Regions from separate parts of the Homo sapiens genome. Here region 2 is linked to region 1. A link is a contact called in ENCODE Hi-C data. All regions are on one chromosome and are shown on one strand. Each heading gives the region's core, a stretch centred on a gene start or an enhancer-like site at or near the end of the contact. The rest is flanking DNA. Distances are from core to core; before and after follow the strand shown.

The links. A loop is a pair of places that touch in the nucleus more often than their neighbours do. Pooled maps may share reads with other maps.
Region 2: a loop to region 1 is called in a map of psoas muscle, with 1.9 times the contacts of the local background. The contact joins two enhancer-like sites. A Hi-C loop is called at or near these places in 3 of 168 maps with a recorded cell type or tissue (dorsolateral prefrontal cortex, endothelial cell of hepatic sinusoid and psoas muscle) and 1 of 50 pooled maps.

Annotation. Positions count from the first base shown.
Region 1 is chr2:71,644,339-71,648,821 of GRCh38, forward strand. All of the region lies in intron 42 of DYSF (dysferlin), which reads left to right. Among named protein-coding and RNA genes, the nearest start is that of DYSF, 180 kb to the left of the region's middle. Within about 2 kb of position 1,818, at least 7 of the 41 ENCODE cell types and tissues checked have a DNase peak (open chromatin) inside an H3K27ac peak, as active enhancers do; they include psoas muscle, where a contact is called at or near this core.
Region 2 is chr2:71,683,934-71,688,398 of GRCh38, forward strand. It overlaps DYSF (dysferlin), which reads left to right. Exons shown (of 56, transcript NM_001130987.2): 56 at 2,521-2,830. The coding sequence ends at 2,559. Among named protein-coding and RNA genes, the nearest start is that of DYSF, 220 kb to the left of the region's middle. Within about 2 kb of position 1,598, at least 6 of the 41 ENCODE cell types and tissues checked have a DNase peak (open chromatin) inside an H3K27ac peak, as active enhancers do; they include psoas muscle, where a contact is called at or near this core.

The DNA.
Region 1 (4,483 bases), core at 568-3,067:
CCCCAGCCCCCTACCCCTTCCCAAGATCAGGGTGGCCCCCTCACCGATTTTCAAAATAGTCAACATTATTAATATTGCATGACATTGAAAACAGTTAAAGCTTGGAGATGGGTACGCAGGGATTTGTTGTCCTATCCCATGTCTTTCAGTGTTATTTGAACTTTTCTATAGTAGAAAATTTGTGTTAAAATAAAAAGAGAGTCGGTTTGAGAATGTACTCCTGACCCCTAACTCCTACAATTGGGCCAGAAAATTACCTACAAATCTGAAAATATGGGAAACCCTGTTTCTGTGGAAAAAAACAGAAATGAGTCAGCCAAATTGTGGTATTTTGAGGAAATTATACAAATATAATTATGCTTTGAAAAAGTAGACTACTTTTAAAGAAGATAATCAGAGGTGACTCAGAAATTACTCCTTAAAGGAGTTGCATGGTCTCCTGGCTAGGGTTGCCAGTTAAAATTCAGGATGCCCAGTCACATTTGAATTTCAGATGAACAATGAATAGTTTTTTAATATCAGCATGCATCAAATATTGCACGGGGCATATTTCTTTAAAAATTATTGGTTATGAAACAGGAAAAGTTCCCTTATCCCCCTTGCAGGGTGTGCAGTGGGGGTGTGGCTGGCTTCTTCAGTGCCCTGCTGCTCACACCTCTAGGGGAACATGCAGATGGGCAGGTTGTGGGGCTCCAACCCCACAGCAGTGTCCAGAGGTGAATGTTTACAGCTGAAGCCCCAGTGGATGTGTGTTACAGAGGACTATTTCAGCTTAGCCATCTGTAGGCGGCTTGTGTTAGCTCAATTAGACCCCTGCCTTATCACAAGCACAGAGGGCTTTCTGTATCCCGGGGTTTCTTGCCTTGGTGTACTGAAAGAATTGGATCGCACGTGGGCTTGGAGATTGAGTGCAAGGTTTTACTGGGTGGAAGTAGCTCTCAGCAGATTGGGGAGCCAGAAGGGAGATGGAATGGGAAGGTGGTTTTCCCCTGGAGTCGCGCTGCTCAGTGGCCTGGACTCTCCTCCCACCACCAGGACCAAACTCCACGTTGTTCCGCTGGTCAATGGCCTGCTGGCCTGCTGAGGCCTGTTGGTGTGCTCCTACGCCAGTGGGTCCTTCTCGACATCCCGCCGCTTGTGTGTTCCTCTGCTTGTGTGTTCCTCTCGATGTCCAGCAACTTGTGTTTCTGCCCGCTAGGGTCTTGGGGGTTTTTATAGGCACAGAATGGGGGTGTGGCAGGCCAGGATGGTCTTGGGAAATGCAGCATTTGGGCAAGAAAACAGAAATGCCTGTCCTCCCTAGGCCTGTGGCACAGGCCCGGGGGATGAAGCCCTCGCCAGGGACACCGTCCTCCTCTACCCAGCACTTACCTGACCCCGTTCTGTATCAGTTATTTATTTGAAATTCAGATTTAACTGGAAATTGTGTATTTTCACTTACTAAATCTGGCAACACTACTTCTGGATTATAAATGGGGGAGACTCTGTACCCCGCAATTACCTCCCAGGCTTGGAGAGGAGAAAATGAGAGGTGGGCACAGGCTGTTAGACACATAGGAAAGGCCCCAAGAGCCCTTTGGAGGGGACTGGATGAGAGAGAGTTGAAGCTTGTCAGGGTAGCAGGTGGCCTGGGCTTTCAGGTGATTCTTTTGGCGCAGAGTCTCTGCTAGGCACTCTGGAGGGCAGTTTCACCAGTCAGCAAAAGTTGTCTCTGCTCTATGGGCCTGCCTGGTGAATTGTGCCTGGAGACCTGGCTGCTCAGAGATGAGGCACAGGCAGCAGCAGCTGCGATCCTCAGGCAGCAAGTTCCTCCTCGACTTGGTAGTTGGGTGTGTGAGGTTGGGCAAAGAGACAGAACTATTTGTGTACCAGGAAGAAGGTCTGACACATTAGGTCTGGCATGTGGTCCTGTGGCCTTGCCAAAAAGTCAGACAACCCAAGCAAGAATGAGGACTCCTGCCAGGGTGGCCCATGGCCCTGGCCCCTCGCTGCTCCCTCAGGTGCGGATGCTGAATTGGCACCCAGCCCTCCTGCTTGACCTCTGGAGGAGGTCTCTGACAGCATCCAAGTGAAAATAGGCTGTCCAAAGCAAAATGCATTCAAACTATTTCTGGGGGGAAAACTAGACCTGGAAGGAACGCTGGTTCTTTAAAGATAAGTAAATGGAAGAAAACCACCATCACCAACGTGGGTCTTTGAAAAATAGCCTGCCACATTATGGAGAGAGTGGAGCACACAGTGGGTGCAGGAAAACAGATTTTAGAAATCACTAGCATAGGGGGACAAAACAACTCCTAATCTAAATAGAAAAATAAAGGAACAAAAGACACAACAAGAAAGCATTAAAAACAGAAACCACAGAAAATGCATAGTAAAAAAAGAACAAAACATCTTAATGTTCCTAATTAATAAAAATGGACTAAACTTCCCCATTAAGTGACAAGGACTCTTAGACTATATCAAAAGTCAAAATTCATTGTACTGTCTTTAAAAGACACATCTAAAACAATACAACTTAGAATGGCTAAAAAATAAAGATTTTGGAAAACAATATTTTAGCAAACAAGGTAAGTGTAAACCAAAGGAAAACAGAATTTAAAGTGAAGAGCAAAGGAAACAAAATAGAGAGTTTTATATAAATAAAAGATGTATATTTCAATGAAAAGACTCTCAAATATTTATGCATAGAATAGTAAAGCTTAGAAATACTTAAAGCAAAAATGGATAAGAATGTATAAACTGATATCTCACACTTGATAAAAGCACAAAATGACAGAAATTAAAGTTGCAGTGGGGATTTCATTACACCATTCTCCTTAACTATCAAGCAGACAACAAATACATAAGAAGATAAAAGATCTGAATAACAAGGTAAATGTTTTTTAAGCTACATGAAATTAAAGTTATAGCTTTAAAATAGAGAATAAAAATAATAAAAAATGGAGAATACATTTTTTCCTGATGCTCAGCGAATACTTACAAAATTTGATCACATATTAGTTTTGTAGTAAGTTACCAAAAGCAGAAATCATACAAGACAGATTATAATGCAATAAAATGAGAAATTAATAACAAAAGTTTAAACAAAAAGTTCAACCGCTTAGAAATTTAAAAAATATTTTATTGGGACTTCCAGTATGAACATGGCTGCATAAGTCAGCATTTTTCCCCTTTTCTCTTGGAAATCATTCAAACCCACAAAATCCATTTTCAGAAAAGTTGGAAACAAACAGAAGCCACAGACTTCAAAATATATGTAAGGGCTGCTCAAAGACAACTGAAATTGGTTAGAGGCCACTCAGCAGTAAGTGAAGAGAAGATACATGCAGAATGTTGAAAGATCAGAGTAGTAGCAGATCTCAGAAAGCCTAGCAAAAATATACTTTCTAATGGAAGAATGTTGATAATTATTTAGGACAGATAATGGTTACATGGGGGTTTATTATCTATTCTCTTTACTTTTGTGTGTGTTTGAAAATTTTCATAATAGTTTCAAAATACAGTTCCTGAAAGTGAGGTTTCACCATGAAATATAAATGTTACATCCTTTGTTTACAACCGTGGATACGGAAACTTTGGAGACAGGTTGAAGCTGATGACAGAAGCCTCTTAGACCTGATTTGATTCAGAGAAGCAGAGGTGGAGCTACACAAGAATTACACAAATGAGCCATATTTGCAGGAAGCAGTCTGCCTCTGTGGTGGGAACAAAATTCAGCTCATTTAGTGAGAAATAATTTTTTAAAACGGTGTAGCCTGAATTCAAAAATCCTGCAAAAAAGAAAAGAAAATCAAAATGAAAACTTATCAGTAGAAGAGGACATATACCTACTTGAAAAATTTTGCCAAGGAGCAGATGAGATGAAATGCTTTGCTATGAACTTTTTAGAAATGGGGCAGTCAGAATGCAAAGCAAAAATGAAAGTAGTCAAGGGCTGATAAAATGAGTGATAAACTATGGGCTGGCAGGACTCAGGAAAGAAAGAGATGAAAACGTGAAGTTGGAAGGAGCACAGGGCAGAAGGGCCACATGGAAAACACAACCAAGGGCACAGAGGACAGAAACTATAAAAGTAAGCAAACGAAAATGGAAATAATGAAAAAGTTATAAAGGAACAAAGAGAAAATGACAGATATAGACGTCAGGGAAAGGAAACCTAACATTTGCATAATTGGAGTCTCCAAGGAAGACAACCAAAATAGTAAAAAAAATTACAGAAAAAACCATAATGGTTTAATAAAACCTTACGGAAATGAAAGAATAGTTGAACATACATATTGAAAAAGTTCATGGTGTGTCAGGAAAAACTGACAAAGATTGGTCAATCTGAGACATATTCTAATATAATTACTGTACTTTAGAGATAAAGAAATAATTCTTTGGGTAGTCATACCTCCTCCCCACCTCTTGAAAAGAAAAAAGCAATATTAAGTCATTTAAAATAGGAACTAAATCAAGATGGCTTCCATTTTTTCGTAACAGC
Region 2 (4,465 bases), core at 348-2,847, 39 kb after region 1:
GCTGAACTGAGAGGAGCTGGGGAAAGGATGTCTGGTTTGGATGTCCGGACCAGCTACCATCTGGGCCATAGTGACTAAGGAGAGTCTAGAACCAGGGTGGTGAAGGGTCTGCCTACAGGCCAGGCCTGCTAAGCTGGCTGTGGTCACCTGAGGCGCAATGGAGAAATGTTTCTGAGGTTCTGAGGTTTGTCCATCAGCAAAATCTGACTGTGGTCCAGGGTAGATCTAGGTTGCAGGGACTCGAGGTGTGTACGATGTGGGAGGCCTCTTTAAGCCAAGGGAGACGAGATTACAAATATAAGCTGAGATACAGGACTGTGGAAGAGTGTGTGCACGTGTGGTGTCCTGCAGCATGAGCTGTTGCTGTGACCTGAGATCCGGGGTCAGGCCCCAGGACTTCTGCCTGGTGTCTCCTGCCCAGGGGGCACCCTTCCCAGCCTGCCTCAAGCTCCTCCTCCCATTCGGAGCCCAGCTGGCCAGTGTTCAGTTAGCCACAGAGACTCTAAGCACGTGTGTGCGTCTGGGAGGTAAGGGCGTGTTTTGGGGATGAGGGAGAAGAGGATGAGGCCTCATGCCACTGGGGAGTGCTCACTTCCCTGGGGAGACATTGAAACCAGAGAGTAAGGAAAAGTACTGTGGATGATCAAATGCTCTTTTGGGAGGCTCAGGCCGTGGGAGTTTAGGAAGAGAAGAGCTGCTGCAGACCCTCGCCCTTGGTGTAGTCGGAGGACTAGCAGCAGTAGCACCAGGGAACTCACTAGAAACTCAGAGTCCCCGGCCGGCCCCGGCCTGCTGAGGGGGAATCTGCATGTAGGCACATGATGGTTGGAGAAACCCTGTTGGATGTGACAGAGCTCTGTCGCTGGAGTCAGGATTATGGACTCTTCCTGTGACCTTGGCAAATCCCTCCTGCTCACATGAGGAAGGGGCTGCACTAGGTTAGCTCTGGCCTTCTGTGGCTGGGACTGTGCTTAGGGGAGCACTGTCATCTTCCCTGGCTGCTGTATATTAAGCCAAGCCTCCTTCTGAAAAGCCAAGGGGAGGGGAAAGGCAGGTCCAAAGTGGCATCACCACCACCCATGACATGCCTAAGCCCAGCCCCTGCCAGCTGCACCCTGCACTGCTAGGCTACTGGGCAGCAGATCTAGGCCTCCAGGGGCCTGGGGAAGGAGGCCCTGCTGCCTGGCTGGGAGAGGAAGGAAAGATTTCCAGTCACTTCCAGCCTGTGGTCCTTCCTCATCGCTGTGGGCAGAAGCAGAGTGGTACTGTGGGGGGCCTGGTCAGAGCTCCTCCCTGTCTCCTGTCCCCCCAGCAGCGGGCCACTCTCCTTTGAGTTCTTCTGGAAGTTGTCCTCTTTAAAATATGGACCCTGCTTCCCCTCTCCCAGGGCTGGTGTGGGGATGTCAGATCCTAGGTAAGGGGTCTAGGGATGAAGGGGGTGGCCTGGGCCTGAGGCTGCAGACTGGCTTTGCTCACAGGTCTTTGCTACAAGCTGAGCACATCCTGCCTCCTTCCACCCAAGTCACTCATTCATTTGGCCAGTACCAGATGATGAGGGCCGGGCCCTGGTGACCCTCACCTGGCTTTCAGGCCATGGGACAGAGGCTGCCTGCCCCAAGCCAGGGCCTAGTGGAGAGGGGCCCAAGGACAGGGCAGCTTCCTCCAGTTGGCCTAATCCCCTACCCTCTTGGAAATTCCCTTGGGAGGGGTATGAGGGGGCAGCCTGTCTGATTCCTCTCAGCTTCCCCCTCAGAGCCAGCCGGGAGCAGGGCCAGCGTGGGGAGGCAGGAGGCGTTTGGCGGGGAAGGAGGGCCGGCTCTGTTTCCAGAGTTGGCTTTCCCCAGCCGGCGCTGGGGAACATACTGTCCCAATTAGGAGCCCTGTATTGTGTTGTATGTGTTTTCATGGTTTTTGGGGGGAGAAGTGGGGAGGGGAGGATACTGTCAATCCTGCAGCAGGCAGGGCTCAATCAAGGGTGCCCTGTCTCTAGTGCTGGGCTGTGCCGTGGGTCATCCACGACAGCCCATCCCCAACTCTCTCTCTGCTTTCTGGACAGGGGTGTGATGACCCGTAAGCCCTGGGCTGCCATGTGGGGGAGGACCCTGGGCCCCACCTTCAGCACCTGTCTGATGGAAGAGGCCAGGTCCAGGGTGCTCAGAGTCCTCTGGGCAGTCAGCTGGAACCTGGAAATGGGCCTGGCTTGATGGGGGAGAAGACAGAGCAATTTGGGCAGCTTTGGCCCCCAGGTGGGAGGGTGCGGGTGGAGTTTCGGAGGGTATGGGTTTGCCTGATGGGCTGGAGCACTAGGCAGGGCGGAGTGTTGAGCCCCACATGGTATGGATGGCAAGTGGTGAGGGCGAGGCGTGGGCAGGTGGTTGAAGAGCCACGAGCGTCCTCTCCCAGCCTCTTGCCTGTTGGCAGCTTAGCCCCATCCTCTGAGCCCCAGGTCTGGGACAGCTGCTCTGGCTGTGCCTGCCCCAGTGGGATCACCATGGGTCCCTGTCTCCTCCCTCCCTCCAGAACTATGCTGCCATGAAGCTGGTGAAGCCCTTCAGCTGAGGACTCTCCTGCCCTGTAGAAGGGGCCGTGGGGTCCCCTCCAGCATGGGACTGGCCTGCCTCCTCCGCCCAGCTCGGCGAGCTCCTCCAGACCTCCTAGGCCTGATTGTCCTGCCAGGGTGGGCAGACAGACAGATGGACCGGCCCACACTCCCAGAGTTGCTAACATGGAGCTCTGAGATCACCCCACTTCCATCATTTCCTTCTCCCCCAACCCAACGCTTTTTTGGATCAGCTCAGACATATTTCAGTATAAAACAGTTGGAACCACACAGCAGTGTCAGTGTGTGTATCTCTACAGTACCTGAACAGGGAGTGACTGTGAAGGGGGATATGCCTGGGTGGGCGGGGAGGGTGGACGGGGTATGGGTGCTGCTTCCAGCCCAGCCTTCTGGAGGGAGAGGCAGCTGAGAAGCAGTGGGTGGGGCCCGTGGAACTGCTTCTTCTTTCACAAGACTGGTTGGGGGTGGGGTGGGCTTGGGGCTTGGTGTCTGGTTTGCCTTAGCCCCGGCCTCCTCTGCCTCCTCTCCAATCCAGGACTTTCCCCTTTCCCCCTGCCTTCTCCTTACTCGGGCACCCCCCCCGTCTCCCAGGCTGCCCTTTGCCTAGGAGGGCAGCTACCTGTATCTTCTGGTTTCTTTGACCATGCTAGGGAAGAGGTTCCATTTTATAGAAAGGGAACTCCAGTGGGGAGGGTTCGGCCAGAAATCCCCTAGGCAGGGAGGCCACTGTACCTCTGGCTTTGGCCTATTCCCATAGAATCCTGGGATTTCTTGCGATTCTCTCTCTCTGCTTCCTCTCTCTGCTTTAAGAATCCGATCTGGACAAAGACACCTTTTTCTTGTGGTCTAAAGCTTAGTTGTAGCCATTGGTTTGACATTTCCTGCAGGAATCAGGCTTAATCTACAGAAGCAGCAGGAACATACTTGGAGAGAAAGCCAAGCGCTTGAAAACATCACGTTTCCAAGAGTCTCCTGCATCTCTCGCCTGAGGGGCTGAACTCTGTGAGCACAGAGCTGGCAGCCTCCACTCCCGTTACCCAGCGGGTGTCCCCGGTTTTCCACGGTGACCCTGCATCCTGGCCCAGTCCTCCTTGGCTCTTCACTGATTGGCAGGACTGGGGGTGGTTGGGACAGGGTTGATGTCTGGAACCTGCCTGGGTGAGGGAGCTACACCTTGAAAGCAGGGTGCTTCTTACTTCAGGAGAGCTTCAGGCTAGAGGTGGCTATGAGTCCTGAGACCCTGACACCTGAACCCTAGAGCCAGGGGCCACGCCGCACGTAGGACACAGCAGGGACTGGGGTCAGAGCTTTTCTGGGAAGGTCAGTCTGGTGCTGAGCCTTCACTGAGCACACTAAGCATGCCTGTGGGGAGGCAGTGAGAGGAGGCTGGCCTTTAGGGAGGGCTAGAGGGAGAGGAAGGAAGGGGTGGGGCCACCACTTCAGGAGGCCCCGAGCGAGATTTTTAGGAGAGGGAAAACCTGAGAATATTTGAAGGGAGGAAGGAGGAAGCCACTTGTTAGGGAAAGATCAAAGACACAAGAAAGAGTATGAGGTAATTCATGGAATCAGTTTCTGGAGAAGGAGAGGAGGGGGTTTGCTTTGGAAAGAAGGTCTGTTTTGTCTTCCAGGGCGGAAAGGCAAGAGGAAATGAATGAATACCATGCAACTATCAGCTGGATTAAAAGAGCTTTAGGGGTCATTGTGCTCATTTTTTCATTTCTTCCTTCACTTTATTCTTGATTCTCTGGGTTGCAGGTAATGGAAAACCCCACTCAAGCTACGAAAGGGAATTCAATGGCTTTACAGAAATGAAACACCCAGATGATTGGTTTCAGGTAAAGGCTGATCCAGCTCCTCAATGTGAGATCATTGAGAGTTTGTGTTCTCAAGGTTGGCTTCAGTTTA